Regions from separate parts of the Mus musculus genome. Here region 1 is linked to region 2. A link is a loop called in an ENCODE intact Hi-C map of the cell type or tissue named here. Cell type or tissue: left cerebral cortex. All regions are shown on one strand.

Evidence for each region. Hi-C counts contacts between places; a loop is a spot of excess contacts. Peaks named below come from ENCODE experiments on the same cell type or tissue, not always from the same donor. Only the 100,000 strongest peaks of a DNase experiment are listed, where the experiment ranks them.
Region 1: a loop joins it to region 2, with 2.3 times the contacts of the local background. A loop is called at or near these places in 10 of 42 quality-filtered maps.

What each region holds. Positions count from the first base shown.
Region 1 is chr11:77,313,036-77,321,035 of GRCm38, forward strand. The region is part of intron 1 of Ssh2 (slingshot protein phosphatase 2); the gene reads left to right. Among named protein-coding and RNA genes, the nearest start is that of Gm24989, 72 kb to the left of the region's middle. In left cerebral cortex, CTCF peaks have their summits at 2,150 and 4,844 (motif pointing right); DNase peaks (open chromatin) are centred at 657, 1,302, 3,620, 4,110 and 1 more place.
Region 2 is chr11:77,626,458-77,634,457 of GRCm38, forward strand. No RefSeq gene overlaps it. Among named protein-coding and RNA genes, the nearest start is that of Taok1, 23 kb to the left of the region's middle. In left cerebral cortex, CTCF peaks have their summits at 3,277 (motif pointing left) and 4,126 (motif pointing right); DNase peaks (open chromatin) are centred at 3,201 and 4,105; H3K4me3 peaks cover 455 bases; H3K27ac peaks cover 544 bases.

The DNA of each region.
Region 1 (8,000 bases), 310 kb before region 2:
TATGGAAGCATGGTAAATTGTGTAGCAAAGAACTAGCAGCACTCAAACCAGACTCAGTCAGCAATTGGAGCATGGTTATAGGCAAAGAACTAGCTATAGGTAAGAGACCAGACAGTAGAGATAGCAGGAACACACAGGCACTGTCCAGGGGTGAATGTCAGGTCAGAGTTAAGTTTTGAATCAAAGTTTAGAGAACAGATGGGGATTTGGCTCAATGATAGAGCATGTGCTTACTTGTGTGAGGTTCTGGGCTAAATCTCCCACACCAAAAACAAAATAAACAGGGTTTAGAAAGCAGGAAAACAATGTGGCTATTGGTATAGAAGAAGATAACTTATATGGCACAGTCAACCATTTTGACTAACCTAGAATAGGGTCTGGAAGTCCCCTGCTGTGCCAGACATTAACCTGTCTGGATTTTGAACTTTTAGAGGGGCTCTAACAAGCTACTGTTCACCACATGGAAATATCTAAGCATTTAACAATTAGTTATTTTATACCAGTGTGTCCTGGCTGGAGAACAAATGGGAAGATCACATTGAGAGCTTGAGCTACACGTATGGGGTGTCCAAGGAATGGGATCTAGCATTTTACTTAAGTAAAGGAAACAAAATCAGGCAGAGTCTAAGGATCGTCCCTAGCGGCATACCTGGAACATACTTTTAATGCAAAAGGAACAGCTTGTTCTGACAAAATGCCTTCCCAGACAGAAAGCTAACTTTAGATGTTGAGCAAAGTGTTTCACTTCCATGAGACAGTTTCAGCATCTGAAAAATGAGGTGCTGATCAAACCTACAAGGCACTTATTCTAGGTTCTGATGAAGTAAGTGTCATGAAAGGACTGAGAACCAGATAGTGGCACAAAAGCAGGGTTCTCTCTTAAAAACTGGCTGCTTACTCTCCACCCCTCACTTAAACACTCCTCATGTGTTGATAAGCCAAGCATATGACTAGTAATTTAATAGGAATAAAGAACATGACATAGTGAAAGGAGTCTAAGGTTTATTCTTCATTTTACTATTTCCTAGAACTGTAAATGCTCTGGACTGTATTTACTTCCTCTAGTATTATCTGGACAATCTTATATAAGCCAGGCACTGTGCTGACAAATTCCTGCCCTTACAGGGCAAAGGGATATAAATACATCCTTTTAGAAGGCTGAGTTTCCATGAACACACTGATCCCCCTCATACCTATCACCATTGCCTTGACAGAGTAGACTGTATTTTTAATCGTCTTTTGAAGCCTTTAAGATGAAGTCGTCCACACTTACTGTTTCTCAGTATTTTTAGACAGTTCTTCTCTTTATAGCCCAGACTGATCTTGAACTCATTATCCTCCCGCCTAAGCCTCGTGAGCACTGGGATTACAGGCATGTACCGTTATGCCAGGGAAATGTTAGCGCTCCCCAAGAGCACACACAGGAGCCAATCTGATGCAACTCACAGAAGAGTCTTTTATTCTATTCGAACTAGCTCGCCACCCCCTCCCCCCAACACACCACTGTCACACAGGATGGTTTGGGGGGGGGGGCTAGAACATCTATCAGGGCAAGGCTTTATAGTAAGCAGCAAGCACAGAATACGTGTGCAAACATCTAATTGGAAAGTTCCTGTGGCCTTTAAAATAATTGTCTGGTGCTGGGAGTCAGATCATAAATTTAACTTCTGCTCCCCTCTGCATTGGTGATCATTAGGTAGAAGGTGGGCTTGTAACCTGGGGGTGCAGGTTTGTTGGGGGAATAACCTGGAAACTATGCTCTTGTTGGGGATTAGCTTAGAGACTGGAGCTAGGCTCAGGATCTGTTGGGGGGCAACTTGGAAACTAATGCTATAGCAGCCTGTTAGTTGGGGGGCAACTTGGAAACTAATGCTATAGCAGCCTGTTAGTCTACCTAAGTTCAAACTTAGGTCAGGTTCTCTAAAATAGAGTCTGAATTTAAAAGCTTTGGCATCTCAGTACTACCATGCCTAGCTTTGTAAAGATTTTTTTTAAAGTACACACTCCCTGGCCTCATACTTTGCAAAATGCTGGTCAATTCTTTAAAAAGCCAGTGTTCAGAGTGGCAACGGATTTATATAATATTTGTTAATTTTTCTGATAAGCATTTCCACTGTGCCAATTTCAGGCCACCAGGGTGAGTCTCACAAAGTTCCTAAAAATTCTATAACAATTAAACCTAACAAATCAGCTATGGCACATAACTGGTTCTACCCTAGAACTAAAGAATAAAAACCTGCAGGCAGGAGGTATGGAGACAGTGTTGTTGCTAATGCTGTTCTAAAAGGGGACCAGCAGGAAAACCAGTAACAGTTTTTCTGTGTAGCCCTGGCATTCCTGGAACTCGCTCTGTAGACCAGGGTGGCCTTGAACTCAGAGACGTACCTGCTTCTGCACTGGACAACACCCCCCATCCCCAAATCGATGGTCAGAATGCTTGGATTAAAGTCATGCACCACCACAGGGCTGACTTGTTGCATCTTAAAGCCAAGGAACTGAGCTGTGAAATGGTTAAGACATGTGCTCGGCAAGCCTGACCATCTGTTAGGTCTGTGGAAGCCACAGCGTTGCATCTGAGCCACACACTTGCTGCCATCTTCCCGTGTTCTGTTCGACTGACTTGCAAAGATCACAACTGTGTTTGTTGACCTCTGACATTCTCTCATAGGAGGAACATGGAAGGTCATGGGACTCTCACCTGAGTATTCAGACACCTTTCCCAACCAGTTGTATCCAATTCTGCCCTAAATAGTCTCAAGGTCTCAGGGACTGTCAGGTGGAAAGGACCAGGGGTCTCTGTCAACACAACCGTGGGTGAGTCATGGGTGAGGGTGTGGCAGCCCCTCATCCATTGCTGTAAGCAAGCTTAATAAACCATTGGTTCCCCGATGAACTTTGGTAGAGCAATGCCTCAGCTTGGGATTGCAGGAGGATGGGGTAACTTGTCTATATGTATTTTATGTTCTCTATATTTATATAGGCATAATATTTTTATATTGTCTCTATATAGACATAAACAGTCTCCTCCAGTGAAGGAATTTTAGCAATACTCAATAGACACACATGTTGCCCTCCATAATAATACAGTTTTTAATTAAAAAACCCGAGGAACTGATTATCAGTAGAAAAGATAATATTACAAGTGCACAGTAAGCACTATAAATAGGTAATACTATATATATGTATATGTATACATATATGCAGAATAAGGATTATAGATAGAAGACACCCAGCGAAAGCTCCCCACAGCAACTCAGTTTCCTCTGAGCTGGACTATGCCTCTTCAAAAGCTGTTGACTGAGGACATTTTATTTTTCAGAATTGCAATTGTTTTAATGAAATTTGAATCAAGCTTTAGTCTTTGAGGAAGCAGCTGATTTAGTTGTTTTGGTTTTACAGTTCCAGTGTTGGGCATATTAGACAAGCATTCTATCACTGGTATGTCCCCAGCCTCCCTCCACTTACCCCCTTTTAGACAGGTTCTCTCCATGTAGCTTAGGCTGGGCTGGAACTCTATTGTATCACAGGCTAGTCTAAAAATTAGGATCCTCTTGTCTCTGTCTCCCAGGATCATAGGCGTTGTACTAGTTTATATTTTGTAGTAATTTAAGGAAAATATTTAGGCTAAACAGATTTCAGCAGTTAGGAGTAAGTACTGCTTTTGCAGAAGACCTGAGTTTGATTCTCAACTCCCACATCTGGCAGCTCACAACCATCTGTTAACTGCAGAGCATTAACACATTCTTCTAGCCTTCATGAGGACCTGCACTTGGATCTCACAAATAATCTAAAAAACAAAATGCTTCATAAATAGCGGGTAACTCACAAAAATTTCCTGTTGCTTCAACTGATAGGCAAGAAAGCTTTATTTAGGTTTTCTTTTAATCCTGTCATAATAGGAGTAAGATATGACTTTGACTTCATTTGCAATTGTTGCATACTTTAACTTATTTTTACTTTACTAGATGTTATATTTTTATAAAGTATGAATAGGTTGAATTTTTGGTCTGGCTCCTGATTCCAGCCAGTATCAACATTCTTTCTTGGTGTTCTGTCCTGTTCCTTGTGCCCACATGTTCAGCTAGCTAGTCACCAGAATTGGAAGAGGTGCTTGAAGATGACTGCAGATTCTTTGCTGCTGCTTCCCCAGAAGAGGAATCTAGTTCCTCTCCTGGAATCTGGGTTGTCCTTTAATGCATCAAGAGAGTGTAACATAGTGGCATTACACTATTGCCAGCTCCAAGCCTAGCATCCTTTTAGAGCCCTGGGCTGCTATGCAAGAAGCCAACCCTGAAACTACTCTCCTTTGAGGGGGCCCAAGCCATATTAGAGCTCACATTAGGCACTGCAATGTACCTTCAGTTTTACAGCCATCCAGGTCAAAACAACAGTTGTGAGACTGAAGCTGCTTGGATCTTCATGTATTCGCTGTACAACAGCACTGAGTGAATAATAAGTATTGAGTGAACACCCAGCTAAGTGCTCCTGGGATTCATTTGTTACAAACCAATTAATAATCTATGCAACTGGTTTCACCTCCATTTTCTTTGCTCCTAGGAAATAGGCTAAGCTTTCTCTTAACAAGTAATCCAAACACTAGGAATGGTACCTGTATTAAGCAGAGTTTTCTAGAGATACAGAACCAACCGAATTCACACACACACACAAAGCATGTTCATAGACGTATATTCTCTGGTGCAACACAGCACACAGGACCAAGTTCTCAAAACAGTAGATGGGACGTGTTAGCAGTTCCAATCTAGTGCAGAAAGCCTGAGAGCTCCCTGGAGAGCCACTGGTCTATAAGGAATGACTGAAGACAATGGAGTTTGTTGTCAGTAGATGGCAGCAAATATAGATGAATCATTCAAATAGAAATGAGCCGGGGCAAGCATTTGCTGCTTTCCTCTGGCTTCTTCCTTTTTCAACTGGGATGCCATTTGGGAGGGACCGTCCACACTTAAGAGTGGATCTCCCCACTCCCTACTTGCTCTCACATGTTAGTCCTCTCTGTACACATCTCCACATTCACTCAGATGCCTTTCACCAGTTCTAGACACCTTTAAATCCAGCCATGGTGACAACCAGTAGAGTTGTCACAGTGCCTTTACATCCTCCTGCTTCCACAGACCAGAAGCACAGCACTATCTTTAGTTCCAAAGTGCACACTTCCTCTTAAAAGGCCACTATTGATTTTTTTCCTGACACCCCCTAGCCCCCCCCCATTATTAGTTTATTGCCAAGGGCAGAGAAAACTGATAAATTATATCTACCATATCTAGTTAATGGATAATCCAGTTTCCTGGCTATAGAGCTGTCATGGTAGGATACCTAGCATTGTGGAACCATAACAGTAAGACTACTTGATAGCTTTAACCCCCAATTCTACCTTTGTTCCAGCAATGCACAACTACTCAATGCTCCTCAAATGTGAAACTTGTTTCCACTTATTCTTGTAAAAGTAACTTTTATTCTCCTATAGTAATTGTCATCTCTTATTTTTACTGCCTTTTTCTGCTAACCTAGGCCTAGTCCTAGAAGCCTCTAGCCTCTATAGAATCTTATCTAAGCCTAGAATGTTGTCACTGCTAAATAAGCTCACCCTTTCTAGGTCTTTCTGAACTCTGGCTGGCTAGTCAACTCAGCTGTTCCTGGCTCAAAACTTGGCTTTACATTAATTGATTCAATCTGGCTTCTCTCAGCTTCTCCTAAATTGCTCTGTTTTGTATAATACAAACTTTGGCAGTATATTCTGATCTTTTGGCTCCTTATTCTCTGGTTTGTTCTGTCTTCACCTGTGTCTACCATGTTCCCTCTCTGAAACCTCTCTTTATAACTGTCCTGGTAAAACTGCCTCCTTTCTACTTCCTCTCTCTCTGCACTGCACACTTAAGTAGCTTCCCTTTCCTCTCTCCTTTGAGAGTTGGGCAGATCCTATTCTGTCAAATATTTCTCTGATTCATCACTTTGTTTGCCACCAATTAGATATCACTTTCAAACATGGGTGCTTCTTTCTACAAACTAAATTTATCTTCATTGTTTGGGATTCAGGGTAAGTCTGTATTCCTGCCAGACAAATTAAAGTTGTGTGCTAATGCTGAGCCATATCATGACTAGAAACAGGTCTTTTTTTTTTTTTTTTCCTTCAGTAAATAACACAATCTTGAGATACACAGTGTGATCAGATAGCCTGTAACATTTTCGGTTCTTTGTGCCTCTGCCTGAAATAAGTCTGCTTTTACTACTTGACAAAACTTTCTAGTTCAAGCCCAACGTAAAAGTTAACTTAGCTAAAACACTTTCCAATCCTAGAGTTATTTCTTCCTCTGATGCTTCTATGCTATACTGTCCAACTTTGCTTTGGTCCAAGTGAGGCAATTAACATTTTTAATAGAACTTTCTCCTTGAGTTACAATGTGAAATATCCAAGGATAAGGATCAGTCTTATTTACTGGCTAGAAAATAAGACATTGGTGAGTTGATATTGAATGTATGCATACAGAAATAAAAACAAGTAAATTGTTTGCTTAGCCAAAAGGAAAGCCTTAGGGCCCAAATCACCTCCTGAAAAAACAAGCAACACAACAAAGTTCTTCAAACTTGTTAAAGCTAACAGGTTGCAAATACATAGTCCATACTTGCTGGAAATGTATAACCAGTTGGTTTTAAGTGTTTGCCTATAAGAAATCTCACTAGTTAATCACTACAGCCACTTGATTTTGCCTCTTCCTCTAGTCCCATCTTGTACCTAGGGCACTGTGATGACAGGTGGGATTAGGCATGGTTCTTGAACTAAAACAAAACAAAACAAATCAAACAAACAAAAAAAAACCTTACAGTTTAATGGTGAAAGATAAATGAAGAACCCACTCATAACCTAGAAACAGAACTGGATGGTGCTAGAGTAAAGATAGAATTGGAGGGAAACAGATATTTCCAGGTGATAGAAGAAATAGCATTAATGTCTGGCATTTGAAACCAACTTTGAGCTGGGCAGTGGTGGTGGTAACACCTTTAATCCCAGCACTTGGGAGGCAGAGGCAGGCGGATTTCTGAGTTCGAGGCCAGCCTGGTCTACAGAGTGAGTTCCAGGACAGCCAGGGCTACACAGAGAAACCCTGTCTTGAAACACACACACACACACACACACACACACACACACACAAGAAACAAGCTTTGAAGACTGGTGTGAAGATTAAATGATTATTATATTCTGTATATATTGATTAGTGGTGGAAATTACTACAGTGGAAATTATTCCCTAACCAGTTTTTTCCCAAATAACCACACAGAGACCTTTTAATATTTCAAAGCCTTAGGCCTTGGCTGGGTACACTCTCAACTAGCTCACCTGTCTTAGTCAGGGTTTCTATTCCTGCACAAACATCATGACCAAGAAGCAAGTTGGGGAGGAAAGGGTTTATTCAGCTTACACTTCCATACTGCTGTTCATCACCAAGGAAGTCAGGACTGGAACTCAAGCAGGTCAGAAAGCAGGAGCCGATGCAGAGGCCATGGAGGGATGTTCTTTACTGGCTTGCCTCCCCTGGCTTGCTCAGCCTGCTCTCTTATAGAACCCAAGACTACCAGCCCAGAGATGGTCCCACCCACAAGGGGCCTTTCCCCCTTGATCACTAATTGAGAAAATGCCTGACAGTTGTATCTCATGGAGGCATTTCCTCAACTGAAGCTCCTTTCTCTGTGATAACCCCAGCTGTGTCAAGTTGACACAGAACTAGCCAATACATCACCTAAGTTAAACTAACTACCTAGCTCCAGCCAGCCAGAAGGTGATGAGTTACACTTTCTAGGCCTGTGATCATATCTGTCTCCTCCCATGTCCTGGTGTAAAGGCTTTCTGCCTTCTTCCTCCCAGAGTTCCTTTCTTCCTCCCAGGAAGTCCTACCTTCCACTTCTTACCCAACTTGTTGACTATTGGATTTTTATTAAAGCCAATTAGAGAATGCCTTAGGTAGGTGAAGGACAGAGACACAGTACAG
Region 2 (8,000 bases):
TCTTCCTTCCTTCCTGCGTCAAGTATCTCTGCTATATCACCATCTACTGCTGGACACGCTGTGCTGTGCTGCTGGGAACAGACAAGCTATCCTGTCCTCAAAGAACGGACAGTCTAAGTTGTGTATAGTGGTGCACTGTAATCCCAGCACTCAGGAGGCAGAGGCAGGTGGATGTCTGTGAATTCAAGGACAGCCTGGTTTACATAGTGAGTTCCAGGACAGACAGGGCTACACAAGGAAACCTAGCCTGGAAAAAAAAATGATAAAATTCCAGAGAAGACAAACCCACAGTAAGTACTAGATAACAAGGCCAAAGCTACTCTAGAAGATTAAAAAAAAAAAAAAAAAACAGGCAGGGGCCAGGAGCTGCCTGGAAGAATACCTAAGTTTCCCCCCCCCCCCAACATAAACAGATAAGTGGTTCGTGTGCCAGTTAGGCATTTTGACAACAATTTTACAAAAAAGCAACTCACTCCACTTAGCTCAGCTGTTTTATTCTAAGATATAATATATCCCAGAAAGGCCTGAGGAGCAAGACAACATTTTGGCATTTTCACCCTAATGCTTAGTCATTAGCATGACTTAGCTGTTTCCCCGGGCTGGGGCCTCATTTAGAATTATCAGTTGCTTCCTTTCTTTAAAATTAAAATGTTTGTTCTTAGTATTGTTTTTCTTCGGTGCTGGGGAGTCTCACATATGCTAGGTAATATTCTACAACTGAGTTTAGTCTCTGTGTTTCATTTTCTTCTTTGAGATACTGAGCTTACAGTTTCTTTTTAGGTAAAAACCTTGGGTCCCGTTCTCACCCTTCCCATTGTCTTGCTTGCCTGCTTGCTGTTGTGCCTTCTTTCCTTTGGCAGTGCTGAGATGGTACTTAGGTCCTCCAGTGCTGAGTAAGCACAGTGTCAGGGATGGAGCCTAGCTCCTCCCTCCAGTGCTAAGCAAGGACTCTCCTGGTGGACTATATCCAGCCCTTTCCTCTTTCAACTTTAGACTTTTAGAGAGCAAAAGATAATGTGCCTGAGTATGGCGGCTCTTGCCTTTAATCCCAGTACTGAGGCTGAGGCAGGAGGCCTGCAAATTCAAGGGAAGCCTTTTACTACACAGTGAGTTTGTGCTGGCTGGCTTTCATGTCAACTTGACACAAATTAGAGTCCTTTTAGAAGGGAGAATCCCAACTGCAAAACTGTCCTGCCAGATTGGCCTGTGGGCAAGCCTGTGGTGCCTTTCTTGACAATGATGTGAGAGGGTCCATCCCATGGTTGGTGGTTCCACCCTGCGTAGGTGGTCCTGGGGTGTATAAGAAAGCACGTTAAGCCAGGTGGTGGTGGCACAGGCCTGCCTTTAATCCCAACACTTGGGAGGCAGAGGCAGGTGAATCTCTGAGTTTGAGGCCAGCCTGGTCTACAGAGCGAGTTCCAGGACAGCCTAAACTACATTGAGAAACCCTGTCTTGAAAAAAAAAAAAAAAAAAAAACAACAACAAGAACAAAAACAGAAAAAAGAAGGAGGAGGAAGAAGAGGAGGCAGGTTGCCCAAACCATGAGGAACAAGCCAGTAAGTGGTGCTCCTCCAGGTTCCTCCTCGATTGAATTCAGCCTTGATTTTCCTCAGTGATGGACTTTGATGTGGAAGTGTAAAGTTAGCCAAAAAAGCACAGGGTGAGAGCCTGTCTCAGAACAGCAAACCCCAGGTGTGGTGGCATAGTCCTGTAACCCCAGTGCTCAGGAGGCAGGGAAGGGAAGAGCAGGAGTCCAAGGCCAGTTTTGCTTACATAGTGAGTTTGAGGCCAGCCTGGGCTATATGAAGTTTGTCTCAAGGAAACAGAGATGGGGTGTGGGGTGGGGGTGGGGGAAGCAGCTGGATGTCCCTGCAGGCAAAGGGCTTGCTGACAGGAAATGGAAGCTTAAAGACAGAGTTGGAGTCCTAGAATCCACAGACAGGTGGAGGGAGAAAGAAGAGAATTGACTTCACAAAGCTGTTCTCTGACCTCCACAAAAATACCGTGCATACACACATATACACACACTAAATAAAATCAAATGAGGTTGGGACAGAGGGAGGGAGGGAGGGAGAAGGAGGGAGGGAGGAGGGAGGGAGAGAGAACGAGAGGGAGGGAGAAAGAGGAAGGGAGAAAAGAAGGGAGGGTGAGAGAGAAAAAGGGAGGGAGGAGAGAAAGAGGGAGGAAGGGGAGAGAGAAAGAGGGGGGAGAGAAAGAGAGGGAGGAAGAGGAAGAGAGGAGAGAGAGGGAGGGAGGGAGGGAGGGAGAGAGAAGACAGAATCTGAACCTACAGTTTCTGTGCCAGGCATGTTGTAAGTCAATAGTCAGGTTCCAGTATGGTTTTGAGGGTGTAACTCAGTGGTAGAGTGCTTCCCTACCACAGGTAGAGGCCCTGGTTCAATGTCATACACAGAAAATAAATAAATCTAGAACCTTTTGTTGTTGTTGTTGTTGTTTGTTTGTTTTGTTTTGTTTTGTTTTTAAAATAAGATGTCTCTGTAGCCCTGGCTGACATGGAATTCATTCTGTAGACCAGGCTGGACTCAAACCCAAAACCTCTGCCTGCCTCTGCCTCCCGCGTGCTGGGATTAAAGGCGTGTGTCACCACACCTGGCTGAAAACATTTTATGAATAGCAGGATATTTATTTTAAAAGCTATGGCCAGGCGGTGGTGACACACGCCTTTAATCCCAGCACTCGCCAGGTAGAGGCAGGCAGATTTCTGAGTTCGAGGCCAGCCTGGCCTACAAAGTGAGTGCCAGGACAGCCAGGGCTACACAGAGAAACCCTGTCTCATAAAAACAAAAACAAACAAACAAAAAACCAACCAACCAACCAAACAAACAAACAAAGCTATGGAAAGCTGGGCAGTGGTGGCGCAGCCTTACTAAGATATAGACTAGATAGGAACTACAGATGAATACACTGTCACAGAGTGGGATGGTTCTCTGGCTTCTGATTGGCTGGCCCCAACGCCCAGCTTTTCCACTATCTTACTTCCGGAGCAGAGAGTAAAAGGATAAAATTAGGAGGGAAGACCAAGGACAAATGGGGAAGAGTCTTGTATGCCATTCTCATTAGCTCAGGTTTTACTCTGGAGCCTTTAAGAAGTTAATGGAAATGTATGAGCCAGAAATATCTTGGACAGATAGATATATTTGTTAGCAAATTCAAGTCTTACTCCTCTTTAACACTTAGAATTCCTCCAGGGCTATTTAGCCTGTTTGGGAGAGTGACACTGCCCAAGTCTTCTTTTCATATTCTGCCCTCTAGTGGTAAGAAGGAAAACAGTTATTTCAGTAACCACCACTGGGAAAGGATTTTGTTTGCTGCTTTGTCTTTTTTAAAAATTGAGGTAAAGGGGCTGCAGAGATGCTCAGCAGTTCCCAGCACCTAAATGGTCGTTCACAACCATCTGGAGCTCCAGTCTAGATACCTTCTTCTGATCTCAGGAAAGAGATGATGCCTGCTTTCCTCACACTCAACTTACCAATCAGCTATTTTTACATTTATTTACTTATTTACTTATTTATTTAGTGTGTGTGTGTGTGTGTGTGTGTGTGTGTGTGTGTGTGTGTGTGTGTGTGTGTGTGTGTAGGTCATATGACAACGTGGAAGAGTTGGTTCTCTTTCCATCATGTGGTCCTAGGGATCAGGCTTGGAGGCAAGTACCAGCAGAACCATCTTCCTAACACTGTTTGTTTGTTTGTTTGAGACACTGTTTCTCGTTTAGTCAAAGCTGACCTCCAAAGCCATATGTATCCAAGGCTAACCCTGAACTCCCTATCCTTCTGCCTCTCTGCCTCCTAGGTAAGGGGATAACTGACCTAAGTCACCTCGCGCAACTGTACACCAACTGATTTGCTCTGAATGTCAGTAACTCCTGTTTCTCTCAGAAAGACTCTCAGCTGAGACCTCACATTCGTTTCAGGATCTCCCGCAGCTCCTGAACATACACTCACCACCTGGTTTCTCACACTCACCCCCACTCCCACCTCACCGCACTCCACCATACCTCCCCTCCCCACCTTCACTGTCTTGGCTGCTTTTCCATTCACGGACTAGGCAGATTTTTCTCAACCGGCGGCCATGAGCAGTCAGCAAAGGATGGGTCTGCTGCCACCAGGTGGTACTGTAGTGAAGTGCACATTTTTCTTGGAACCATTTCCTCTCAGAAAGTTCTTACAACTTGGTGGTTTTAGTGGCTGACACCTGCCTTTCTACATCTGAGTTGTAAAAGGATAGTGCTCTCCTAGGCTCAAATCTAAAGAATGAATTTGGAGAAATAGAAATCAAGAGTGGAGTCTAAACCGGGCGTGGTGGTGCACGCCTTTAATCCCAGCACTCAGGAGGCAGAGGCAGGCGAATTTCTGAGTTCGAGGCCAGCCTGGTCTACAGAGTGAGTTCCAGGACAGCCAAGGCTACACAGAGAAACCCTGTCTCGAAAAACAAAAAACAACAACAACACCAAAACAAAACAAAACACAACAAAGAGTCAGTCTGGATAGATGGCTCAGAGGTAAAGAACGCTTTCTGCTTTTGCGGAGGACCTGGGTTTTGTTCCGAGTAAGTACCTGGTCCCACAACCAGCTGTTACTCTAGTTGCAGAACACTGAATTCTTTCTTCTGACCTCCGAAGACAGCAGGCATACATCTTTTTATACACTCATGAAGTAAAAATAAATAAAAATCTTTAAACTTTTCACATAATCGCAGGAGCTGCCCCCTCCCAGACACAGATGCACAGCGAATTCTTCATTACTGACATTGCACGGGTATGAGCAACATGCTCACAGCAGCTTCAAGAAGGGCAGGCCTGCCAAAGCATTTTCCCTGTTTCATTTGAAAAGAATTCTCTTCCCCATACCTTTACCCTCAGTCCTTTGTCCAAAGTCCCTGTGTCTCTAAGACAGAACTATGCTGATGGTAGAAGTAGAACAATCCACTCATGTCAGAGCTGGCAAGACGGCTCAGGGGTAAAGAGCCATGTAAGTTGACTGCCTTAGCTGGATCCCTGGAACCCATAGCAGACAAACAGAAATGACTCCTAAAAGTCCTCTGGCCTTCACCTGCAAACTGAGGCATGTGCTTGTACCACAAAAATGCTAATAATAAGTAGAATAAATTTAAAGAAGGAAATGTTGACTGGGAAAAAAATCAGGATCTCTCCTCAAAAACCCCAGTTGTTGGGGCTGGAGAGATGGCTCAGAGGTTAAGAGCACTGACTGCTCTTCCAAAGGTCCTGAGTTCAAATCCCAGCAACCACATGGTAGCCCACGACCATCCTTAATGAGATCTGACCCTCTCTTCTGGTGTGTCTGTAGACAGCTACAGTGTACTTATATATAATAATAAATAAATCTTCGGGCCAGAGCGAGCAGAGGTCCTGAGTTCAATTCTAGCAAATACATGATGGCTTACAACCATTTGTATAGCTACAGTGTACTCATATACATAAAATACATAAATAAATCTAAAAAAAAAACCAGTTGTTCTAAACTCTCTATGGCAACAGTCCTTTGGCATCTTCACCAGGTTTAAAGAAGTTGGGTCACTGGTCCCCTCGGTCCTTCACTCAGCACCCAGTGACAAGGTGGCCCTGTAAATCCTAGACACCCCCTAGAAGGGAGATTTTGTGACTGAGCACTGTGCTTTTCTTTTCTTTTCTTTTCTTTTCTTTTCTTTTCTTTTCTTTTCTTTTCTTTTCATTTCTTTGGTTTTTTGTTTGTTTGTTTTGTTTTTGTTTGTTTGTTTGTTTGTTTTTCAAGACAGGGTTTCTCTGTGTAGCCCTGGCTTTCCTGGAACTCACTTTGTAGACCAGCTTGGCCTCGAACTCAGAAATCTGCCTGCCTCTGCCTCCCGAGTGCTGGGATTAAAGGCGTGCACCCTGCTCTGATGTGGTTTCTTAATCTAGCACATACCCCACTTATAGTGAATTTACTCCAGAAATTCTCTAAAGCCAGGGGATTTAAGGTTTCAGTAGATTCCTTCCCCCGACCCAAGCTCCATTCACCCAGGAATTGGAGATGGAAATAACCCTGCTTGCTGGGGTAGAGCTGCACACCAGTGCTGCAGAGGTCAGAATGGCGTTGCCATGGGCAGATGTGAGAGTGTCCAACTAGAACCGTCTGTACTGAGTGAATAGACCTCCAAGCTGCTTAGAATCAGAGGTGATGGGATTAAAGCTGAGCTAGTTCCTCCATAGTATAGACGAGGAAACTAGATAGAGTCAACTAACCTGGATGCTTGAGGTTCTCAGAGACTGAGCCACCAACCGAAGAGCATACACTGGCTGGACCTAGGCCTCCCTGCACATGTGTAGCAGATGTGCGGCTTGGTCTTCATGTGGGTCCCAAACAACTGGAGTGTGGGGTATCCCATTAGCTGTTGCCTGTACATGGGATGTGTTCTACTAGCTGGGCTGCCTTGTCTTGCCCCACAGAGACTTGATATGCCATCATGGGGGGATACCCAGAAGGACCCCCACCCAGGAGAAAGGGATGGAGGAGAGGTTGTGGGAGGGGTGACTTGGAGGGGGCAATGAGGGAATATAAAATGAATAAATAAAAAAAAAAGACTTAGTAGGGCATGGTAGCACACGCCTTTAATCCCAGCACTTGGGAGGCAGAGGCAGGCAGATTTCTGAGTTCGAGGCCAGCCTGGTCTACAGAGTGAGTTCCAGGATAGCCAGGGCTATATAGAGAAACTCTGTCTCAAAAAACCGAAAAATAAATAAATAAATAAATAAATAAATAAATAAATAAATAAAAGGATTTTAGGTAAAGGATTTCATCAGGGCTCTAGGGAAAGGTACAGTCAGATGTGTAGTGCAATGCATTTTATACAGACTACCCTTTGCAATAAAAAACCCACCCCACCAGGGCCTGAAGGCCTACCTCAGTGCTAAAGTGCTTACTGAGCAGAGGTCCTGGGTTCAATCTGGGCCCACTAAGACCAGGGTGCTATTCTAGATCCATGAGTCATAGATAAAAGTCCTAAGAACCTCAAACTAGCAACAATGGGCATGTCATATGTTTGGGTATGTATTTCAGCTTGTTCAAATTACACACACACACACACATACACACACACACACACACACACACACACACACACACACACACCAGAGGGCAATTATATAGGCTATCTGTACAGCTCTCTAATTTTTTAAATTAATTAAATCTCAGTACATCTTTTTTGTTTGTCTTTATTTGAGACAGGGTTTCTCTGTGTTTAATGTTGGCTGTCCTAGAACTCACTCTGTAGACCAGGCTGGCCTCGAATTCTGAGATCTGCCTACCTCTGCCTCCTGAATGCTGGGAATAATGGTCTGAGCCATCACACCTGCCTTCAACGCAGCTTGAAAGTCAAATTTGAGTGAAAATAGTATCATTCTCTTTGCTCATGGTGGTATACATCTATAATTCCAGATAATTGAAAGTGCCAGCTTGACCCACCAGGAGACCCTGTCTCAGAAAAGAAGGAATCTTGGTTACAAAAGGCATGCTTTGAAAAGACACCATGAAATATATATATATATATATATACACACACATATATATGTGCATATATATACATATATGTGTATATATACATATGTGTGTATGTATATGTATGTATAAAGCATTTAGGTGGGGACTTGCTTACAGTTTCAGAGGGTGAATCTATGATCATTGTAACAGGGAACATGACAGGGTCCAGGAGACATGGTACTGGAGCAGTAGCTGACACCTAACATTCAGACAAGAACCACAAGCAGAAAGAGACAGAAAGAGAGAGAGAGGAGAGAGAGAGGGAGAGAGAGAGAGAGAGAGAGAGAGAGAGAGAGAGATTGGAATGGGATGGGATGGGATTTTGAAACATCAAAGTCCACCCACTATCACACACCTCTACCTCCTGTAACGAGACCACACCTCTTAATCCTTCCCAAACAGTTCCACCAACTAGGGAGCAAGCATTCAAACATATGAGCCTGTAGAGGCTATTCTCATTCAAACCA